Regions from separate parts of the Homo sapiens genome. Here region 1 is linked to region 2. The links are chromatin contacts, found by Hi-C in ENCODE. All regions are on one chromosome and are shown on one strand. Each heading gives the region's core, a stretch centred on a gene start or an enhancer-like site at or near the end of the contact. The rest is flanking DNA. Distances are from core to core; before and after follow the strand shown. Region 1 overlaps LRRC8C (leucine rich repeat containing 8 VRAC subunit C). Region 2 holds the start of ZNF326 (zinc finger protein 326).

Evidence for each region. A loop is a pair of places that touch in the nucleus more often than their neighbours do. Pooled maps may share reads with other maps.
Region 1: a loop to region 2 is called in a pooled map, with 4 times the contacts of the local background. The contact joins the enhancer-like site here to the promoter of ZNF326 in region 2. A Hi-C loop is called at or near these places in 1 of 37 single-sample maps with no recorded cell type and 4 of 50 pooled maps.

What each region holds. Positions count from the first base shown.
Region 1 is chr1:89,668,319-89,672,328 of GRCh38, forward strand. All of the region lies in intron 1 of LRRC8C (leucine rich repeat containing 8 VRAC subunit C), which reads left to right. Among named protein-coding and RNA genes, the nearest start is that of LRRC8C, 37 kb to the left of the region's middle. Within about 2 kb of position 1,978, at least 4 of the 41 ENCODE cell types and tissues checked have a DNase peak (open chromatin) inside an H3K27ac peak, as active enhancers do.
Region 2 is chr1:89,992,612-89,996,881 of GRCh38, forward strand. ZNF326 (zinc finger protein 326) reads left to right here and starts at 2,499. Exons shown (of 12, transcript NM_182976.4): 1 at 2,499-2,662. The coding sequence starts at 2,647. It also overlaps the pseudogene GEMIN8P4. RefSeq lists enhancers at 2,151-2,717, 2,718-3,283, 3,165-3,214 and a silencer at 2,305-2,944.

The sequences.
Region 1 (4,010 bases), core at 728-3,227, 320 kb before region 2:
AAGAGCATAACACAAAAGAGCTTCAGTGGCTCTGGTAAAATTTTATTTTTTTAGCTATTTATTATAGAAGGATAAGTTTCACCCTAGTGACTCCTTCATGGACAGAAGCGGAATCCTTTATAACTTCTAAAAAGATCATTCCTCAGACTGGATTTCTCTCAGTGTCAGATTTTAGGCTACAGTGTTCAAGTCACAAATATGATTGCCCTGAATGCAATCCTGAAAGAGGTGAATTTCCAAATAGGTCCTTTTGCCAATGGATATCAAGTCTGAATTTCCCGTAAAGGAGATTGTTAGAGACTAAAATAATTTCCCTCTTTAAATGAAATGAGCTTGGACATTGGAATCTGAAAGCCCTGAGGTGGAATTTTTGCTATGCCCTTCACAGGCTTTCCAATCTTGGAGAAATTATTTAATCTCTCTTTGTGTGTTTCCTCTTCTGTACAGAAAAGATAATACCTACCTCGTGGATTTAATATGGAGGTTCAACAGATAACATGTTTAATGTCTGGCAGTTAGTAAGCATGATAACATTATATGTCAATTATATACCTTTTATTTCCTATTTAACCAACACAATTTTTTTGTTTCTTCTGTTTTTATAAATAATTCTATTTTAGTGTGGTACCTCAAATTAGGACAGAAGTCTCCAAACACCGATAAATTCTTATTCTCAAAAGTAAACTTCATTATTCACAATAACCAAGATGTAAAAATAACCAAAATGTCCATTGACAGATGAATAGAAAAAGAAAATGTAGTATATACACACAATGGAATACTACTCAGCCTTTAAAAAACAGGAAATTCTGCAATATGTGACAACATGGATGAATGAGGACGTTCTGATAAGTGAAATAAGCCAGTCACAGAAAGATATGTGATTCCATATGTGAAGTATCTAAAGTAGTCAAATTAATAAAATCAAAGAGAACACTGGTGGTTGCCAGGGGCTGGGGGGAGGGGAAATGGCGAGCTGTTAATACTAATCAATGGGCATAAAGTTTCTGTTTGCAACATGAGTAAGCTTTAAAGATCTGCTGTACAACATTGTACCTATAGTTACCCAAACTGTATGGTATGCTTAAAATTTTAAGCGGGTAGATCTTATATTGTGCTCTTACCAAAATAACATGTTTAAAAATCATAAAGTCATTATCATAGCTATCAAATTTGATTGTCATCTCTATTGCTAATATTAGTAGCTGTCATCTATTGAGTGCTAATTCCTGCCCAGTACCATGATTAGTGTTTGCCACTCTTACATGCTTCCCCAGCAATCCTGTGAAGCAAGATACTGTTCTTTTCCCCATTCTCAAGATGAGAAAACAGAAGGATTAAGTAAGTTTCTTGTGGTCACCCAGCTTACAAGTGACAGAGCCGGGATACAGACTCAGGCACCCTGACTTCAGTGCCATGCTCCCAACCACTATGATTCTGAAGTATTATTTTTATATTCTAGTACTATATTAATATGATTGTCTGCCCTTGAGAGGAGTCATTTATTGCCTTAATAACCAATGACAGATCTCCTCCAAAAAAGTAGAGATTGGACATGGAAAATGTAACCTAGGAGGATGTTTCTATTTCTTATGTTTGTTTCTTTTTTCTTTTGCCTTTTCCTATAATAAAACCAGATATTTGAGTGGAGATTCTATGTCATTTGCAGAAAAGTGAGTGGGTGGAAATAATCCATAATGTTTAACTTTTTTAATTATTTAAGATTATATATCACTGAAGAAAATCTCATTTGATCCCTGCAAACCCTTTCCCATTCCCCTTATTTAATTCTGTGAGTCAAAGAAAAGAAAGGTCCAGAATAGTTATTATATCAGCTTAGTTCTTATTATTAATACCATGCTTTCACTCCCTTGGATATTTTCTGTATTTAATCCGTTTACATGCTTTTTGCGTGTTGCCATAGTAAAGCTCATTCCGTGATGTGAGAGACCCTAGTGCTGAAGAAGGTTTTCTTAGCGTTAAACCTCGCATTTTCATTTCCGCATTTTATCTTGGTGTTACCAGGGCAACCCAAATAATTTCATTTTCTCTTCGAAGTTGATGCCCTTAGCCTGTTATACCCTCATGCTGACTCATTCATGTTCTTGCCATTTTTTTTCTAGTGTAATTCTGGTAACTACTTTCTTTACAACATATGTTTTCTGCTTTTCTTTCTATAATCATAGCAGCTAATGCATTGTTGGAGTAGTGGTTAAATATTTGGAGGGATTACAAATCCCACTGAAGATTGGAAAAGAGCTGTGGACTTTCTCTTCAGAAAAATGTCAATTTAAAAAATAATGAATGAAAATATTGAATATATAGAAGTTTATTCAAGTATCTCTTTACAAATCTATTTGGTTCTTAGCTTTTGAATAGCAAGTTGCAAGAGTTTATACAGCAAGGAATTTATCAAAAAAACTATCTGAATCTATTCCATCTTTAAATTTAGATTGTGAAAGTAAAGGTACCTGTTTATTTCTGTTTTCATATCTTCATCCCAGGGCAGTCCCATGCTTGGTTTTATACCCTGTTTGTCTCTGGCATGTCTCTTGGCAAACCACCTGCAGGAGTTAAAAAGCTAGTTGGTATGCATCTTTTCCAGTGCTGGCCTGGCTTATGCAAGCCCCTTGGGTTTGAATCAGTATAAAGAGCTGAAGAGCAAAGAAAGGGGATAATACATTTTTTGGTTTCCTTGTTTATAGATCTGTTACTCACATATGCTCTTTTTTTTCTTTCTTTTTATTTTTTTGAGATGGGGTCTGGCTCTGTCACCCAGGCTGGAGTGCAGTGGCTATTCATGGGTACCATCATAGCTCACTGCATCCTTAAACTCCTGGTCTCAAATGATTCTCCCACCTCAGCCACCCCAGTAGTCACATATTCTACTATAGCTTTTTATTTATCTTCTATCCCCAGTGCTTGGCACTTAGTAGTTAGGTAAAATGTGTTGAAAAAGGTTAGGGAGGGAAGAAGGTTAGAGAGGAGGAAAGGAGAAAAGGAAAGAGGAAGGGCATACTCAAGGAAGGGAAGAAAAAGAGAAAAGTGAAAAACAGATCAAAGGAGACTATCCTCTGAGCAAAGACAATCTCTGTGCATAGCTCAGAAGTCAGTTCCTAAGGAGGAATTCTAGGTGGATTTCGAGTGAGGGGCCCTCATGGCAGGCTGACACACATTTGGATAAATGCAGGAGAGTAAAGACATGGTTGACCCACATGTTGCTGCGTGTGTTCAGTCTCAGGAGATTGTTGAGCAGCCCATGACCGGTGATGACCATCCCACTGAGATTCTAACGGCCTTCAGTGCCTGTCATGAGAATTTTGTGAACTTGGTACAAACATAGGCTATTGAGCCAGATTTTAACATGGAATTAATGTGGAGGCATTAATGATGTTTACGCTGAATTAATGTGGAGGCATTGTGTGGAGGATGACCAAGTATAGGTCAGAGTCAGTTTGCATGTTCTAGAAGGCAGTTTTCTCCATTTAACAGCCACATGCAAGGTGAAGCTGTGAAGCTTTACATGAATCTGCAGAAAGCATGGGTAGATTTTCACACATACCGTACAAAACAACTTTTGGTGAATGAGTCTTGTGACTTTTTGCCAGTTCCATCTAAGAGCATGTCATGTGTTGCCCTCCTTGTCTCAGATCATCTGGACTGGCTCAGGCTACCCCTATCCTTATGTCTCTACAGATAGAAAATGACAGGGCCCAACCTTATTCAAAATAAACAGAAACAAAACATTTATGAGTAATGGATAGCAAAATGAAACATTTTAAGAGGGGAAAAACAAACAACAAAAAAAGCCATTACGTTGCAGACCCTTCACTCTGTCTGAAATGTTCTCCTGGCCTTGGCCTCCAATTTTACCTAGCTAACTGTTACTACTTATACTATACTTCATACTTCCATGCAAGCATCACTTCCTAAACCCCCAGTAGTTCAGGTCCTAACATATACTGTCAGAGTGACCTACACTTCTACTTCATCATGCTTGTCACAATTGT
Region 2 (4,270 bases), core at 1,249-3,748:
TTTGAATAACTTTGTCCATGTCTCAAACACTGTTTCCAAAGTGGCAATAATACAATCCAGTATGTGTGTGTGTGTTTCTATAGGTCATCCTTCAAGCTCTGGATGACTCTTCTGCCACAAATCTTACCCATCTGTGAACTGTTACAGCTCTTTTATTTGCACCTTAAAATTCAGAACTGGATCATAGCCTGTCTCTAAAGTTATTTTTTCTAGACTTGACATTTTCTCAAGGAGTACAGGTTACTGAAACAGAAGAGAAATTAGTCCAATAACATCTCTTTTAAATGTCTTGAAAATAAACATTGGTGACAGTTTTGGTTCATTATCAAATCAGAACCCCTGAAGTGAAACCTGAGTATTGGCACTTACTAAAAGTGCCCTGGAGGATTCCAGAGTAGAGTCACAATCAAGAACCACTGACTTAAATGGCCAAGAGAGCCCCCCACCTCCGCATCACTAAGTATATCTTCAAAGAAAATGAAACATAATATTTGGCTAAAGAGAACTTTTAACAAACACTAATCATTAATAAATAATAAATCTTGTTTTAGGCCAAATATATATTTTACATTATGAAAGTGCTCAAGAATTTGGAGATATAGAAGAACACATAATCATGTGTATATAAAAAGTCATCACAAAAAGAATCATCGTTCATGTTTTAGAATTCTTTTTTTTTTTTCTAGGCAAGAACTTTAATGAATTGAACTGTTACTGACAACATAAAAAACCAGTATAATATATACAAAATTATCATTTTATGTCAGGATAAAATTTATCATGTTGGCAACAGAATATGTCCTGCCGACCTCCAAGTGGCTGGCACAGTACATCCACCCCGTGACAGGCCCACTGGGACTGTGGTGAACGTGCCTGTACCTCAGTACAAAGTCCCCTTTCCCTGAGAAATGTACAGAAGGAGAGATGAAGAGCGCGTATCCAAAAGGAAGAGGAAGAGGCTGGGTGCCCTGTGCCCCGAGCTCAGAACTTCGGGGGGATGACCGGCCAGTAATTAGGCTGCTTTGGATCACAGTGCTTGTCAAAGCTCAGCTGCACGTTAGCCTCCATGGCCTGGATCTTGGCGGCGCTGTCCCAGTACAAACGCTTCATTTCGGCCTGGCGCCGCTCACCAGGCCTCTCAGCTGGGGCCTCTACCGACCGGCGGGTGTTGCAGTACAGGTCGTGTTCAGCGTTCACGTAGCTGTTCAGGCGCTCCGCATCCAGCTGTTGCCGCCGCAGTAGTTCTTCTCTGTGCCTCTCTGTCTCTGCAAAGTACTGGCGGAGCTCTTCGGTGATTTCCATATTGCTCAGGTCACATGCTACCTCTGCATCTGACTCGGTCTCCATCTCTTCCTCCTTGGATAAGGCTTGGTCTTCTCTTGTGGATGCCTGGATCCTACTGCTGCCATGTGGATGTTGCCCAGACCCTCTGAAATGTGAAGAACTGCAGGGGGAGTCCTGCTAGGCCACATGATGGTCATAGAAGGACTGAGGATACGCAGCCTGGTTATCGTAAGAGCTTTGGGGAAGAAGCGCAGGAAGGAAGAACCATGGAAGACTGAAACAGGATTCCACCGCCTTCCTGTAGGCATTGTGGTGGCTTTGCATCCAAGCCATTGCTTGATGATAATGTTGCCAGTATCTTGCATATACTGGATGAGAATACCAAGGCCTGGTAGCTTTTGATGTTGATGCCTTCACCACTGCCATCTCCGATTGTGAAAGTCCAAATGGGTGCCGAAACTTGTGGGCGCGCAGCTTGCAGATCCTGGGCGGTGGCCAAGCAGGCCATGTTTTAGAATTCTTTCCAGGCGGGTCGCATTGGCTCACGCCTGTGATCCTAACACTTTGGGAGGCGGAGACGGGGCTGGGGGTGGGGGGATCGCTTGAGTCCAGGAGTTGGAGACCTGCTTGGGCAACATGGCAAAACCCCCATCTCTATAAAAATAATTTAAAAATTTTTTAAAAGAATTATTATTTCCATTTTATTTCAGTGCTTTGTCCTTTAAGAAAATTTATTGACATAGCGATAATCAGACTCCATACGCTATTTTGTATCTTGCTTTTCAAATTTGCCACAGGCTTCTAGAAACGTCCCAGACTTCTGTGTCTCCATGGAGGAAACCCCGTAAGTACTTACAAATGTTATGATTAGTCATCCCTAGCCAATACTAAGCAAAAGGTAGGCATGCGGTTTTATTAGTTTGGGCAGGAAGAAGGCATTCCAACCGGCTTCTTTCGCTCTTGCCAGGTTCAAACATGGCGGGCCGCAGCCGGCCCTTCCCGTACACTCGGCTTGCTTTCCCACAACCCCCGCCAATCTTTAGCGCTCCTTTTTTACCTTCCTTCCCCGTCAGCGGCTCCAGAGGGTCAGCACCTCCGAGCGTGACAGCGGACCTGCTTCCCGCCCCCCACGCGAGGGCCCGCCCACCAGCCCGCGTCAGCCAATAGCAGGCCGCGCCGATGGGGCTGGTAGCGCCGGTCGGCCCCGCCTCCCCAGCCTCGCTGTGGCCTGCGGCTCCCGGGCTGGTAGCGCGCCGCTCTCGGTCGCGCGGAGTGATCGTGTGGAATCGCGGGTCGCGGACGCTCGCCGCCGGCCATAGCTCAGCCTAGCGCCGCCAAGGCCGACGGCCCTCAGCCTCTGCCATGGACTTCGAGGACGGTAAGCGCTGCCTCTGGCTGGTCGGCGCAGCTGGCAGGAGGCGGGGTGGCCTACGCAGGGGGTCTGTTTACCGTCTCAAGATGGCCGTGTGGGCTTTGTTCTGCGGGCCCGGAGGCCGCCCGCCCGCCCCGGGCCCAGCGCCCGGAGTCGGCCTCTTTGGGGACCCACGCGCCCCGATTCGGCCCGCTCGGCGCCCGCTGCCGGCGGAGACAAGAGAACTCGGTGTCCGGTAGGACGCGCCTAGAGCGCGAGAGCCTCCGGGCTGGAGCCCCAGACTCGCCTTGGCCCCTGGTAGTGGAAATTGCCCCGACGTCTCCAACTTCCCGGTCTCGGGCAAACGGGCGAGTGCGGCCTCACCCACCTAGTCTCGCATTCGCCCCACAGGGCAGCGACCCAGACCGTCCGTTTAGTTAATCCTCAGCCTCGGGTTACTTCTTGCCAGATAGAATTTTCAGAGGCTTGTTCACAGTGATGTTTCTGTTTGTCCCGGTTTAAGATGAGTTGAAAGGGTGTCTGTAAGTGATATGTATAGATAAATATCTATGCAAAATGGAAAGCAAGATGTTTCCTGGTTAGTAAACTGGGGTGTTTATCACCAAAAATTACCTGCTTATTAATCCCTAACTTGAAATATTTATGTGAACCAAAGCACTTTTCTTTGGATCGTGTGTAGGTAGGATTTAAGTTAATCAGAATTTTGGCACAGCAAGCATCAAATGTCCTTCACATTTAGACCTGTACACAGCCTTGTAAGTGTTTGACTTACGGATTAAATAAACTGTATTTTAGCAATACTTTTCAGTTGTCTCAGATACTAATTCTTTAAACCACTTTTACAGGGTCACAAAGTAATATTAATTTGGTCTTCACTTTTGTTTTCAAACCTTGCTTGGAATTGGTGTCAAGATAAAGTGGTATGTAGTGACAACATTAGGGAGACATGGGAAAGGACTTATGTGATTAAACTGGATTTAATCCTGAGTAACCAGGCATGCTTAAGTAAAACCAGTTCACTAAGTAGGCTGTAAACTTTTAACCCCACCAAAAAAATGATCTTTAAATGAGGTGTGATCTCAGCATATGTCTTACTCGATGAGCTTTTGATTTTTCATAACATTTCATGCAACAAAGAATTAAAGCTTTCATATCTAGGTACAGATTTGTGAAAGGGGACTGGAATAGCCCTCTTGTAGATACTTTTCAGTTACTTTGAAATAGTAAGTTCAGCTCTTAAGAGTAGCACACTCTCGTGGTTTTGTTTGTTTTGGTTGGACTTTAACTCATTTTGATGTAGATACCTTTAAACTATGAATATTTGGGCTGGGCACGATGGCTCACACCTGTAATCTCAGCACTTTGGGAGGCGGAGGCAGAAGAATCCCTTGAACCCGGGAGGCGAAGGTTGCAGTGAGCCGAGATCGTGCCATTGCACTCTAGCCTGGGCAACAAGAGCCAAACTTCGTCTGAAAAAAAAAAAACAAAAAACCAACAACAAAACAAAAAACTATGAATATTTGAAGTGGCCAGAGTTGGGAGTGAAAATAAAAAATATATTATTGTATTTTCATGCTGTAGTTTGATGATAATGCCAACACCCAAGGTATAGCA